2 separate regions of the Mus musculus genome follow, and region 1 is linked to region 2. The links are chromatin loops, found by intact Hi-C in ENCODE. Cell type or tissue: heart. All regions are shown on one strand.

The links. A loop is a pair of places that touch in the nucleus more often than their neighbours do. Peaks named below come from ENCODE experiments on the same cell type or tissue, not always from the same donor. Only the 100,000 strongest peaks of a DNase experiment are listed, where the experiment ranks them.
Region 1: a loop joins it to region 2, with 8 times the contacts of the local background. A loop is called at or near these places in 12 of 42 quality-filtered maps.

Annotation. Positions count from the first base shown.
Region 1 is chr15:27,232,089-27,240,088 of GRCm38, forward strand. No RefSeq gene overlaps it. Among named protein-coding and RNA genes, the nearest start is that of Gm23903, 170 kb to the left of the region's middle. In heart, a CTCF peak has its summit at 2,873 (motif pointing left); no DNase peak of the experiment used is centred here.
Region 2 is chr15:26,466,027-26,474,026 of GRCm38, forward strand. No RefSeq gene overlaps it. Among named protein-coding and RNA genes, the nearest start is that of Gm36790, 24 kb to the left of the region's middle. In heart, a CTCF peak has its summit at 4,041; no DNase peak of the experiment used is centred here.

The sequences.
Region 1 (8,000 bases), 770 kb after region 2:
CCACCACAGGTCATCTTCTGCATCTGTCCCTTGTACTTCCCTGACTATCTTGAGTCCTTCCTGCCACTTGTGTACTCAGAGAGTGCCAGTCTTCTCCCTTGGGAGCGATCTGCTCCAGTATTGGCCCTGGCTAGTGTGCTGGGTTTGAGCCTGCCTTTGGCAGCCTAGTCTCCTGAGTGTAAGCTTGGGCTCTGTCATGCTTCCAATTGTCCCTATGAGAGGACTTCAGTAAATTGCTCAGATCCCCCATGTACCTACCTAAAAGAGACCGTCGATCTTATTTATTCCACGGGCTGGGAAAGGAAATGGCTAACGCATAAGCACGTAGCACACAGTGTACAACACCGTGAGTGTCCCACAACTGCTAGCTAATCAAGCGAGTCTGAGTCACACTCTTCTCAGATGACAGATGCTTACAGACAGAGGATCAGAGCCTCAGCACAGCTTACCTGACCATCTTAACATGAGCCCCCAAATAATTCTCTATGGTTTTTTCTTCATTCTCTGTGCTCCAGCCCAGGTACCCCATCAGCTGTGTCCATGGTGATATCTGGCAATCAAAACTTCCCATACACCATCTCCTCCCCCCTTTTTTTTCTGCTCATACACCTACTTCTGACTAAATTCTGACCATCCAAAAACACCTTTTAAAACCCAGCATGGCCTCTGTGATACAAATCATGTGCCGCGGCATCAGTTACGTTCGCTCTTGCATCCTCAGAGCCATGAGTCAGGCAAAATATATATACAGACACAAGTCACCCAAAACCACCCAAACAGTTTCACTCTGTGATGCTTGTTCTTACTGGAAATGTGCCAACAATTTGCCTCTAAGACATCAAGACTGAAAGAAGGAAACATAAGATGGTGCATGAAGTCCCAGCATGCACTAGCACAGAACAGTAAACGTGTTAAGAAGGGGAAGCGACAGCCAGCCCTGGGGACCCATGACTCACACAGTGAAGCAGAGTTACAGGCAGTTTGCAATCTCTCTGGTTTCCGATACAGAACTCACCTCAGCCCACAGGTTTAGCATGAAGTTCCCACTGAAACGAAAGCAACTGTATTTACACTATCCTTATTTCATTCTCTCCGGTGTTAAAAACACTATGTCCTCTTAACCTATTGTCTTTAAAAAAAAAATTACCTCCTTCTGAATGCAAAGTAAGCAGCAGCTATTGCTACACTGAAACCACTTGAAAGGCAACATGGGATGTCCTGTCCACTTGATTTCACAGTTTTCTAACAACCAAGCAAAGCAATGTCAGGAGCATTAATAGCATCCTGCAATTGACAGGAGTTAAACTTTCTTAACTTATTTCTAACTAGCTTCAGTTCTTCCCTGATTATAATTTTTAACGGAAATGACTTAATGAATCTGTCATTTTAAACAAAAAAAAACTTTAATTCTTGTCATTATTTTCCTTGGTGATATGATAGGTTCCAAAATGGAGGAAATATGCAATCTGTAATCAATGTAAATCTTAATAATCAGGTCTTGGAAACACTAGTGTATCGTTGTTTTGAAGTCCTAAAATACAGACTTTGATGTTTATAAGCAAAGCAACAAGGTCCACACCAACCATCCACAGTCTATAATTATGCCCTGGATTGTTAAGAAACCAGAAACAAAACAGCAATTTATGATTTTGAAGGGACAGGACACAAGCTAACCTCTACCGCTATCGTGACCAGTTGAGCTTATAGGTAACAGACCAAGCACAGGGTTTCCCGTGCACACCGCTGCATTTTTGCACAGTGAGAAGCTATCCTCGTGGGTCACCTGATAAATGAAGTTAATTCAATCTGTGGTTGCACCAAGTGGAAGGTAATTCACCGAGCCTTGGATAATGCAAAGGTCATACTATTCTAAAAAGATAATCCTTCAAATATACTTACCCAAGTATCTGATCGTTTGGGAAAGAATTACCAGGAAGTGCTCCAGGGAAGATAGCCCAAACCATGCTTCTCCCAACACCAAGCTTGCAATGCAGACCTGGAAAGGGCTGGCAGCCCACACCAGATGCAAGGCTACAGGCAGATTGATGGACTAGAGACCACACTCGGGGGACAGCCCCTTTACTGCCTGCTAACTGCTTATTGAGAACTGAGTTGGCTTCACCAGCACTGAACACTCAGACATTTATGATGATCTATAGCCTCACTTTGAAGTTTATCCAAAGATAGCTACAGAGTCACGGAGTCTTATTTCTATTAGATTCCCCTGGAACTCACTATCTCTAGTGGGCTCTGGACTGAAATGCCTCTGGTTTGCTTTGTCACAGACACCCTGGAATCATACACTTTACTTTTAGATTGTGAATGCCCAATATTACATATTCGATTATTATAAACAACGAATATTTTCCTTGATTTTTTGAGAGTTAATCAAAGCGTAACAGAAATGCCCACAAATCTGTAACTCTGTAGATGCATTTTAAAAAGGAAGATTTCTCATTACCATGTGTTTACAATTTAGACCATAATGAAATAATAGAGGATACTTTCAATTTGATAAATAATCAATTTAATGGCCTATAGAAAGCAGACATAAATGTCAGGGGAAGTTGTTGCACTAATGCATGACAGCCACAGGAGAACAGCGACCTTATTGCTAGACAGACAGAAAGACACTCATGAGTTCCAAGGGACAGTTAGTTTGATAAACTGGTTGTTCTTAGATGAGGGATTATAGCAAGGACAACTCACATCACTGTTTCTTCAGTCTGCCTTCCAAGTTTTCATTCCAAACCTTTTGATTAATAAGTACAGACAGTATCAAATCAACTAACCCCTCTGCCTTCTTGGTCAGGGGTTGAGCTTCCTTCCCAGCAGAGAATTGCTCAGAAGCACTGCCATCTTGTGGCTGTTTCCGGGTAAATCATGCTGACCCAGCATCTAAACACCACCATCTATTGGAGGAAATTTGGAAATGCAAGCTTTCGGAACGTCCAAGACACTAGGTGTGTGCCTGCTAAAGGATAACTTGTCCAAGTGTACGTCACTTAAAATAGTATGTATGGAGGTGATAATTCATTTAAAATCAAACTCATTTCTTAACAGCATCAGTATAGCAAGTATATGCAAGCTAACCAGGACTCTCAAAAAGACAAAATACAACTAAAGAATAGATAAGACATGTCACGATTAGATATCTATCCTGGAACACAAATGCAGACTGCTGGTCTGCTAGAGGAGTTTTGGATTTGGAGTTTCACAAAGAAGAGTAGAGACTGAGTCAGTAAATGGCTTGCCTTCCCTGAGTTCAGACAGCCACCACATAAAAGCCAGGGAGCATGGCGCATGTCTGTAGTCCCAGCACTGAGGCGGAACCAACAGTGGAGCCTGGCAGCTCACTGGCTCTGGCTGAAGTAAGAAACTATATCTCAAAAACTAAGGAGGAAATAAGCCAAGGAAGCTACCTAGCATCAACCTCGAGACTCCATACACATTCACCCACACATAAACAGAGCTGCTAGTACACGCACATATGCTTGTACACCCATGAGCACATGTGCTCGCGTGTGTGCACACACACACACAAAGAGAGGGATGGGGGAGGGAGTGGTGGGTGGGGGAGAGGGAGAGAAAGAGGGAAACTAAAGAGGTACAATCTTTGAGAGCATGTTTCCTCATATTTCTATTTGGAAAATTTCCAAACCTTTAATAAAACTGAACTAATAGTAGTAGCATGGCATGCCTGCATCCTTTCTGCTTAGATTTCACCAATGTAATATTTTGCTGTGCGTCTTTATCTACCCCGAGCTATTTTTCCTCTGAACAATCTGACGGCAAGTTGTGCCTGTGAGACCTCTCTGTGGAATATCTTAATGTTTATTTCCCATGAATATAGATGTTCTTCCCCATAACCACAACATCAGTCCCACTGATGAGGACAGCATAAAGTCGATGCCATTATTCAGTAAGGAGATGAATATCCATCATCTGAAAATGCAGAATATGTTAAGCCCCAACATCACAGTACAGACACAAAATTCCACATTATGCAACTCCACTCCATGAAAAACATTATTTTCTCCTTGCATGATATTGCCTTCCATATACGGCACACTATGATGCATAAATGAATGTTGTGTTTAGACCACAGTCTTATCCCCAAGGTATTTTCTTACACACAGTTATTTCAAAATCCTTTTAGAAGTCCAGAATCTCTAAATAAAAAACCATTCAACCTGCATGGACTCTACACTTCTGCTGTTTTCTTTAAAAAAAAAAAAATCGGGCTCTAACAGCTGCACACATGGGACAAGATGTCTCCATGATCACATTAGCCACCCACGGCGTTCCTGATGGGATAAAACGTAGGCAGGTGTTCACCTGTTCTCCACATTCTGCATTTGTACACACATTTCTACTACTGGAAACAGTGTCACCGCCTTCAGGTCTCTGCCATACTGCCTCTCTTTTTCATTGGATGGGAAATTGTGTTGTGGGATTTTTAAGCAAACCCTGGAATCCTGCAGTGAATAGAGGACTTGCCTCTATAAAATCCTAGGGGAGAGACACAGTGGTCCTGGTGTCTTTGAGAAGGAGTAGAAAAGACAAAGAGTTCTGCTCAGAGTTGCCTGCTGTGGTCCATGGATCACCCTCCTGACCCTCATCCACACGAGCACTGCTGCTTCAGTTCTAATACTGGGTGTCTTAGGTAGGGTTTTACTGTTGTGCATAGCCACCATAACCAAGGCAACTCTTGTAAAGACAACATTTAACTGGGGCTGGCTTACAGGTTCAGAGGTTCAATCCATTATCATCGAGGTAGAAACATGGCAGCATCCAGGTAGGCAGGGTGTAGGAGGAGCTGAGAATTCTACATCTTCATCTGAAGGCTTCTAGAATAATACTGACTTCCAGGCAGCTAGCACAAGGGTGTGAAAGTCCACACCCACAGTGACACACCTACTCTAACAAGGCTACACCTCTTGTATTTTGTTTTGTTTTAGTTTGATTTTTCGAGACAGTGTTTCTCTGTGTAGCCCTGGCTGTCCTGGAACTCACTCTGTAGACCAGGCTGGCCTCGAACTCACAGAGATCCACCTGCCTCTGCCTCCCAAGTGCTGGGATTAAAGGCATGCACTACCATTGCCCAGAGTAAGGCTACACCTCTTAATAGTGCCACTGTCTGTGCCACGCATATACAAACCATCATACTAAGTGGTCTAAATTTATCTTTAAGGAAAAGAACCAGATGACGGTTAAAGGACATGACACTATTTTGAAGTCCATCAAATCACAGCAAAGCCTACCCTGTGTTACCTTCCTCCCCACCTTCTCAGCCATGGTCATTTGGAAGTGACAGGAAATGGGTTTTACTTCAAATCATTCTGGTATTCTCCATTATCATTAAAATTAAGTCAAGATATCAATTCAAATTAATGATAATGATCCATCTGGCCTGAGATCTTTTCTGTCCTTTCCAAAGCAGGTGACATTGTCTCCTGACGTCAGCATGTATGAACTTTCTTACATGTACATGTACTTCAAGTAAAGCAGGAGCCTGCTAAACTACCTCAGTTATTTGTGAACACAATCTGGAACCTAGCGATGCATAATGTCGGGGCTCAAATGTTATTCCATGCCTGACAGCCTATTTTCCCAGACTTCCTTTCAGTATGAACAAAACATGGTTCTGAAGAATGGGAGAAGGGTTGTGCTTACCTAAGATCACCCTGATTGGCCAGAGGAAATGGTACCTACTTGTCCAGCACTGCAATCCAGGCCAAGAGTTAGTCACTTTAAGCTTTAGAACTAAGCCAGTTCCTTTGTGATCTTTGGCTAGTAGATTGCTCTAGCCTGCCCATTGCTGATTTCTTCTTTTCTATGGGGCTCAGTTTCATAGTGGCATTAAACTCTTCCTACACCAAGTAGAGTACAGATGGACTAGTTAAAAAGTAAATAAAAGGGGATGAGTTCTGATTCTAGCGTTCAGTGTATTGAAGTTCCCATTTTCTAAGTAGGTAATGCTTAGAAAGTCTATTTCTTGTTTATGTCTTTTTCCCATCTATGAATAATAATAATAATAATATGTATCTTACAGAATGTTTATTAAATTTAATTATATAGAGAATTATACATGCACATATGTTTGTGTGTGTGTGCTGATTTCAATGCCTATCATTCATTTAAAAGATAAATCATATAACTGCATATTGTATTGGCTAGTAAGATACTGTTAGAGGAACAACTGAATTAGACTTGGCCCTTTAAGAATCTAAAGCTAGGGGAGAAGAAATTCTTCATAGATGATTTAAAAAAAAAGTGGCTTCTTGATAAAACATGGAGGCTCATAGCAAAAGGCTTGCAGAAACATTTATCCATGAGCATTAGTGGGGCCTTTGCCAAGGAAAGGGAGATTTTAGCAAACAGGCTCCAGCTCACAGGATAAGGGGCTCATTGGACAGCAGCTGCACAGTTTCCTGACTGTATTTTGCTAAACATTTGGCCTCAGTTGATAAAAGCACAGTAGTCTATGGTTTGGCTGAATGGCACTCCCACCCGGTGTGTGTGTGTGTGTGTGTGTGTGTGTGTGTGTGTGTGTGTGTGTGTGTGTGTGTGTGTGTGTAATATGCATGCATGTTTGTATGCATGAATGCATGTATGTATGCATGTATGTATGCATGCATGCATGCATTTGTGTATGAATGTATTTATATGTGTCCTCTCTTTCTTTCCTCTCTCCTCTTGTCTTCCCTTTATCTCTTCCTCTTCCTCTGTCACTTCCTCCATCCCTCACTTCTCCTCTTTTCTTCTCTCTCCCACTTCCAACCTAATTCTTACAGAAGTGAATTTGCCCTAATTATCCAGACTAGGTACATGGACTCCACACTATTGAGGAAAGGCTAGTGCTGGGTAGGGGTTTTATAGCCCCTGCAAACCTTGCAAAAATCACCTCAGCCAGCATTCGCCTTCCCCAAGTTCACTGTACCCCCTCAGCCTGTCAGTGCAAGTCCTCACTATCATGTGGTGGGGGTGGAACCCAAGTTAAATTCACATCTCTGCTTTCAGGTTAGCCTGCTTCTTGGGGTACAGTTATTGCAATTATTTGCTCTCGATTTAGTAGTGTGATTTTGGGTTTTGTATCAATATAAATTGATCTTAGTGTTGGTGTCATCTCAATTACATTCTTTTCAAAAGTGAGGAAAATGAAGAAGTCATTGAAGCAGAGCTCACATATATATAAACCTACTACATGTCAGACACTGAGAAACGTCTTGAAGATGCACCCACTCCTTGTGCACATACCACCTAAGACTGTGTTCACGGGTACAGAATTCACTTCAATGGCCTTATGTGTTCAGTTTACAATGATTTCCACATCATTCCATGGTGGTATTTTAATATGAAAATTCCACTGCTGACCACCGTCGTTTTTATTTTGAACAACAGCTCTTGTTATCTTCATCTTCTTTACACGAATGCCCCTTTCACTCCTTGGCTTTAAATACATCTAAATTATGAACTATTCAGAATTTCTCATGGTTTATTTCCTTGATAGACGTAATAAGAAGAGGGAATCCTTCCTTGCGTGCTTTCCATCCTATTCAGGAATAGCCAGCATTGGAGGATAGTCAACGTAAAGGAGGAGGAGGAGAGGCAGATGGTGCTGGCTTTTCTTTTTTACCAAAGTGAGTAGAGATGTCAGGAGTGTATGACAGCTTCCAGATGTCCCTGGAGAAGAAGCCATGGAGTTGAAACAAGCAAAGCATGTTTATATCAGTGGCAACGGAACCAAATAGTTAAAATTGGATATTTATTTTAAATATGCCACATTTTCACTTATAATAATAGAGATAGCGTGCCACAGGCAGAGCTTGTACATCACAAGTCACAAAACAAAAAATGTTAGAAAACATTTTCCCACACACCTCTGGTGGGATAGAAACTAACTCATACGGCAAACTGAGACCCACAGATTATAACCCCGGGGGATGTCCAAATCCCTGCCCAAGGGATGGCTGTTCTCAGTGCACAGAGTGACCTGA
Region 2 (8,000 bases):
TCTAATTTACTCCGAAGTGCAGTGTGCTCTAAAGGTTTGAAAAGAAAAATGGAGTCGATCAATGATGGAGTGAGTGAATGCCACAAGCTTAAGGAGGGCGAATGGTAATACAATTTTCAACAAGACTGATAAGGTGGATTTTAACAACCAGCAGCTAGCATGATTAGCTCCTGTCTTGGGCACAATTCCTGCAAAGACTTAAATGGATGATTTGAGGTACCACATGTTCTCCAGCCTTACTTGCCTGCACGTTGATTTTAACTTAAAGTCAGAAGCTGGGATTTCATTAGGCCACACACACCTCCCAGGGAACATAGTCTTATTTGAGGATTACCATATAGGCTCAAAACATATATATGTATCCACAAGAACTCTGTGATATTTGTTGAATATCGAACACTTGAATGAGATAAAGATAAATTCAAATAGCTCATTTTTATATAAACACAAAGCAGTTGCTTAAGTAAATTTTATATGAATGAAAGAGGAAACATTGTTTCCTCTTACAATATGATGAGACCACTCAGATACTAATGTCCTTTGGAAGGTCAGACTTTCACTGCCCATAGATAAACGTGTGCTGAGAAGAGATGAACCAATCCATTAAAAGCTATTTACATTTAAGTTAAATTAATAAATATATTTATTTAAAGACCTATTGAGAAAAGTATTAAGATGGAAAAAAAGACATTTTATGATGACAACCAGCATGGCTCCTTATGATATCTTATGTATTCTCCCTGAGGATGAGCAAATTGACATACACATGTGAACACACAATCACATATAAACTAACCTACTTGTGTGTGCATGTGCCTGTGAGGACACACACACACACATATATATAAACTAATGTGTGCATGTGCATACATACACATTCATGTGCATGTGTGTGTACACATACACACACACATATGCACACATGAGCACACACACACAATCTGAGCTGGCTTTGCAATAGTCTATGGCCAAGGTAGACAATTTCAAGTGCTAGAAATTCTATACTAACTATAGACCACATTGTTTTCAATAGTTAAATCCATTCCAGGGATGTGTACAGCAGGACATGTCACTCCCTGGAAGGTTCTAGTCATAGCTGCTTTAACCTGGATGGCCTCATGTAATCCCCTTCAGCTTTTCTGACTCCAAAATTCTACTGGAAAACAGAATTACAAAACCTGTTATTTTCTAGAACTTCAGTCATCTGTTCCTTTCTGGAAAAGGAAAAGTGCTGAGCAGATATTCTAGCCTTTCTGTTTGAAGTGCATGGGCTTTTTCCACTGAAACAGTGGTGCTTTATAAACTCCTAACAAATGGCTTATGATTTAATAAACACAACTCTTTCAAAAGGAACATGAAAAATCTGAGCAATTGGCCCAAACTGCTTAGCTGCTAACCTTGATTTATTGGTAACAAAAGCAATTACATATTCATGGCATTATAACCACTATCTAGACACAGTATTAATATTTATTAAAACATTTTCCAGGAATAAGTGAGCTATTTTTCTAACAAATCAAAATCCTGCATCATTTTGATTAACAAATAGTATTCTTATAAGACTTTGTGTGTATAACTCAGTCTTTGAATCTTTATCAAACTCCTCAATTTTTGATTGAATTGTTGTGCACTGATCTAGGAATTGATGCAAACCTGGCCAGTTGTCTTGGTTCACAGGTGTGTTCACTGTGCTTCAGGAATAGAATGAGTGTTTGAACATGCTGGAAAGTCTGACCTTGGAATGAATATAGTGCTTATTCTATTCTATTCTATTCTATTCTATTCTATTCTATTCTATTCTATTCTATTCTATTCTATTCTATCTAATCCTATGCCATCCCATGCCATCCCATCCCATCCAGTCCCATCCCATCCCATCCCATCCCATCCCATCCCATCCCATCCCATCCCATCCCATCCCATCCCATCCTATCCTATCCCATCCCATTCTATCCTATTGCTATGTATATTCTATTCTATCCTATCCCATCCCATCCTATCCTATTGCTATGTGTATTTTTCCTTCATCTTATTCTCCTATAGCCATCTTACCAAGTCCTACTTGGGAAAAGAACAACGCAATATTTCCCCAGATTATTGTGCTTATACATCTTGGACTGTATTAAATCACATATCTGCTAGGTTTTTCAAAACAGATATATCAGCTCCACAGTACATAAAAGTACTTTGGGTTCAGTGATGACTCTCCCTCTTGCAAGGCTGGTTGCCAGTTTTTCCTCAGCTCATTTTTTTCCTTTCTAATTTATTTTAAATCTTATTTCTTTCCCACAAATTATGAGGCAAACTGGCTGCACTGAGGCAATCTTCAGTACCAATAAATCAAGTGTTCCATAAAACCGTATGGTTTCTTGCTGATGGCACTTCAAGAAGAAAGTTATTAAATCATCACTCATTTAATATGAACGTTAGGATGCTCAATTACATCTTTCTACATACTTGTCTACTCTGGTCATAGTATAGAAATTTAGATATTGTACGGAAGAGCTAGGTTGGATGTCATTGACTTTCAAGGTGTAATTGCTATTGTTCATTAACAAAATTGCTATATTAAAATATTAAAATAGATGGGTAGATAGCTTTCAGGAATTCCTATTTCCCTTAACTGCACACTCGTGGGGTTTGATGTCATGACATGAAGGAAAAAAATTCTCTGCACTTAGAGAAGACAGCTAAGAAAGCCTCATTGGAAATCTCATTGAGTAGAACTCCTTGATTCATCTCTGCACTCCCATAGCTCACATTACAGAAACGTGAGCCTGCAACAAGCTATAGTTTGATGAGAAAGATCAATGCTTACTTATTTATTAGAGGAGAGGTGCACTATGTAACTGTAAAGAGATAGATATTCTGACAGGCCAATGGGCAGATCCTTTGCTTTCTTGTAGGTGACATCTTTGGAGTGGAGTTCCCTGTAGTGGGGTCTAACAGGCTCTGTGACTAGAACACTGATTCTTTTTCCAAAGAGCACAATTTGGTCAACAGAAGTTGACTATCTTAGACTTCAAAGTTTTGCCATGTATGGTGATGCACATCTTTAAGCCAAGTATTCAGGAGGATTTCTGTGAGTTTGAGGCCATGCTGATCTACATAGCAAGTTCCAGGACAGTCAGAACTGCACAGAGAGGCCTAGTCTAAAAGCAAACAAACAAATAAACAACAAAATTTAAAGGCCAGCTGTGAGCATGCATTTCTCTTTGGATAGAAATTGGACCTGCTTTGGAACAAAACTTTGGCCTATCTTCTTGCAGAATCCTATTCAGTGAACCACTGTTTGCACTGAGTGATGGCTTGCTAAATGTGTGTGCTGTGTGAGAAGTCTAAGACAGATAAAAATGTTCTCAGGGTCGAGTCATGTGTTTATCATAAATATCTCCATGATTATGATGCCAATCACAATGGCTTAAACACTGCATCTTAAAATCTACATAAACATCCATGAGAGTGGGTCCAGCTTATTGAAAAATGACAAGCAAATCATATGGACCCTAAGTAGTTCTCTAGCTCAGGGTCCAGTAACTAAAATTCTCCCATTAAAATTTATTTTGCTGTAATAATTTCCTCCGTCTCTGTTAATTTTAATTTCTACAATACAAAAATATTGTCTATACTCATAATGCATATCTATAATCATTAGCAAATGAAGGTGAAATTTTTCAAATATCAAAATATTAAAGGATGAGATGAAATTGAATGACGTGGTGGGTAAGGATGAGAAGCTTTAAATAAATCTTTTCTCATCACAGCCTGTCATTAAGCATACATTTTACCACTTTTTGTTTCCAAGCAGTTATCATCTGCATGGAGAACTGTTGGAGGCACTGTCGTGTGTGATGTAGGTGTTAGGCTGCATCAGTACCCTGTACCAATGGAAACCAGCACACTTCAGCTCTAGTTACGGTTTCTCCAGACGTTGCCAACAATTCCCTGGTGGATTGAGTCTTCCCTTCATTGAGAACTCAAGGTGTAGTGTTCATTACAGACACGAGGGTAGAAAACTATATAATCGATTTATCCCATAGATGGCGCTCTTGTTCAGGAACAGGCTTCTCTGACAGGCGAAAGGTGCACACATCTAAGTGGAAGGAATTACAGTGCTAGCTCAGCGGTCCTTAAATCAACTGCAAATCAGCCCTTGGTTCTGTTTCCTTCCAAATCACTGGGAGTTGAACAGCACTGGGCTTGGCGATGCTGCCTTGATCTTCTCTGGGCTGGCTAGAAAGGCTAGTTTCAAGTGTGGAAGGTTCTGGCTTTGACAAGAGCTCTCATCCTGAGGGGCTACCAGGAGACCCTGGTGAATGCCAAAGTCTGCAGAGCATTGTCCACTCAGCAGACCACTCACATGCATGCAGTGCTGCAACAGGGATTCTTGCTGCCCTCCACATTTTGTTTTAAATTTGCTTCCATTGTTTGATGTGGTCTGTGGTACTCACCTCATTTCTTCATGCCTGTAGCCTTAATGTTGCCAGTAGCTAGCTCATTTACCAGAAGTTCCTAGTATTATTTTGGCCAATGAGTCAACTTAGGAAGCAGAGTTGTGGGGCTTCAAACACATAGGCCTTGATTAAGAAGTATATAACTTCTTCCAATAGGATGCCTTATTATCCAGAAGAAGGTGTGTACCCTGAACACCTAAAAATGTGGCTCAGAAACCCCTATGGCAAGTTCTGGTTCTCATTTTTCAACTTGGGGTCAGGTTTTGGTATTTCAAATCAAAAACGTACTCCCGTCGTAGACTACACTGCAGGCCTCATGTTTTATCTCTTCCACGTGTAAAATGAGCGACTGATATTTACTGGAGAGAGTGGGGCAGGCAACATTCTCTCCTGTTGCCATTAGCAGCAGGAGTGGGATGAGATAGATGCCTCAGCCCTGGGAATTGTCAGCCTAGCCTGGTTATTATCCATAAACTTTCTCACAACTTCTAAAAAGACTTGTGTTGTTCAAATAAACACCCCTGAGGCCAGAGGTTCACATCACCAGGGAATTCATTAGTTCAGAACATACTCTTAAAGATCTACCATGTAAATGTTGCTCCATTTTAGGCAAGGCGGTTATTCCCAGGCAGGGGCACAAGGCACCCCCTAAAAGCACATGAACCTATTTGCAGGAAACCATCTGTGGAAGGCTGTTTCTCAATGTTCATACTTTCTAGACCTAATATTTTATGCCGTTACGTGGAATAACGTGTGTATACATTGCATGAAACTGCAGGCAAAACGTCTAGGGAAGAGCAGGGAACTAACTGGGATGCTGAGAGGTGAGAAGGATATAAATTAAGATTTCTGAGTATATTCATACTCAAAGTACTTTATGTATTTATATAAAAATGTCCTTACCAACCCCAGTGCTTTGCACAATGAATAGAGACCAGATACAATCTAAAAACAAACATGAAGGAAAGTCTACTGACGATCCCTGCCCAAGAGATTCTGATTTTATTACTTTGACGTAGAATCTTCTCTGTGGACGTATATTCAGTTCTTTACCTGTATTTCTCAATTCTTGCTATATGTTGAAATAAACTGGGGACTCGGTATCTTAATTTCTGAAACCCATCTCAGTCCTTGAATCTCTGCAGAAGTACCCAGCAGCCACCCCATTTGAACATTTCTCAGTGTCTGAGCATAAGTATGTGGGGCCCACTAGTGGAATTTCTGCTCTTTTAATGTGGTAGCAACCACACTGGCAATCACGAAGACAAACCAATGTAACAAACACTGGCTTGGGCCTTTCTGTAATAAGAATCAAGGCCTAGACCTTTCTTCCAGAACCCATGAGAAGGAACGTGTGTGTGTGTGTGTGTGTGTGTGTGTGTGTTCTATACATGTATCTACCTATCCATTTAAATATGCATTATGCAATCGTTGGCAAGGCAGGCTTTAAAGAGCTATATGAACATGGAAAGGAAGTTCACAACTAAGAAAAATAAACTTGGCATCTCAAACATCTCTTAACAACTCATGCATGCATAATGTTATCTAAGAAAATGAGATGAGTAAAATTCCAGTTTTCATGATTCCAGAATTTTACAGTTCTAAAAGAAAAGATCACTTTAGCAGAATTAATATGCTTAGCAAATTAGCATTGAGAAGCAAAAGTGAAGACCTAGATTTTGGCTCATGTCTCTAAATATATAGATTATGTGACCTTTAAAAGTTTATACCTTTCATCAGGTGCTTGGCAGTTGAGGGTAGCTGGAGTTGTTCTTGTGTATCCTACCTCACCTGTAATTTCCTTTTCCTTGGAATAGCTTTATAGTGTCCATCCTATCTACTCTGTATTCACTCCTGGCATAAGGTCTGGGTCTATAAATGAATCTCCCTCCTGTCTTTCCTAAATCTCTTGCCCCAATATATGTCCTATTTTCTACCTTGTCTTCTAAAGTCTTCAGATACAATTCATGATTTAGAGGTGACTAGACCAGTGACAAATGATTACAAAATCATCTTTCTTTTCAAGAATAAATGATTGTAAGAAAAATGTACAGAAAGTGTATCTCCACATAGAAACTGAAGAGTCTGTGGGAACTCTCTGAGGTGACTCTCAACTAACCCCCAAAGTGAACAGCTGCTTGTTCTACTTAAGATCCCTTCATCTTGTGGCTACCTTCCTGCTGCAGAGAAGGACCATATCCTCTTTCTTTATTCTGGGAACTGTTAACATTGAAAAGGGTAAGAGTTAAAACTCCAAGATTTTACTCCTTTGCAAACAGTAATTAATCTTCATAGAATTTGTTTTTTTTTTTAAACAGTTAAACAGACACCAAGATGTTCTGTGAAGGTAACAGTATTTCTAAAAACAAGTAGTGATAGATGTCTTTCTATTAAATTAATAGATAACTAATCAGAATGCTCATCTAATTTCATATGTAAGATCGTGGATCCTGTAGAGACACTGGGAGACAGCGTGGAAATTTTCCAAAGTGTTAAAATAGGGCCTCCACATGGCCCAGTGTCCCACCTCGGAGACCGTGTGCTACAGAAATGAAATCAGAATATCAAAGAGATCTCTGCACTTCCATATGTATTGGGATAGTATTCCCTGTATCCAAGATATATGAACAACCAAAGTCACCCTCCCTCTCTCTTTCCCCCCTGCACTGAGGGGTGCATATTATTCAAAGATGGAAATCTTCCAGCATGACCACACATATGAAAGGGAAAGAGCTCAGGACTTGGGATGCATGAAATAACCCAGATACCAACAGACAAGTGCTGCAGAATCTCACTTATAGATAGAATCTACAATAATCAAGCCCACAGAAGCAGGGAGGGAATATAGTTAGCTATACCTGAAGGGAGGGGAGATAAAATATGAAGTGTTTATTACACGAGATAAAAACATTCTGAATCCTGTGTGATGCTACTAAGTAAATATAGTTAATATCTATACTTGAAATGTGTTAAGAGGACAGATCATAAGCTCCTTCACACACACACACACACACACACACACACACACACACACACACACCCCTCTAAGGAAAGAAGAAAGAAGAGAGGATGTTAGGCATATTCAGTAATTGTTATTTTAATTGACTTTACTGTGGTGACTATTTTATAATGTATTCATATTTTAATATGTTAAGTTTTACATAACACACACAACAATGGTACTGGAGATGTAAGTGATCGAAGTCTTCATGTTAGGCAAGCATTCTAATACTGGCATATACTCCAATCCACAATGCTAATGCGTTAATTATAACTTAATAACGATGGGCAGGAATTGGTGATTGGAGCAGCTGGATCTCTAAACTGCAATTGAAGTGAGTGTATTTTACACAAAGATGCCTGAGGTCATCAAAGCATTTAGCTCTCCCATCAGTTATAATTACACCACTGTTACATGCTAAGACATCCTCTGTGGAATGGATTTGAACTTTTTTTTTCTTTAGATAGATGAACTTTTGGCTTCATAAATACAAGTGTGAGGATTAGCTATACCAGATTTAAGATATTAGGATTATTTTAGATGCT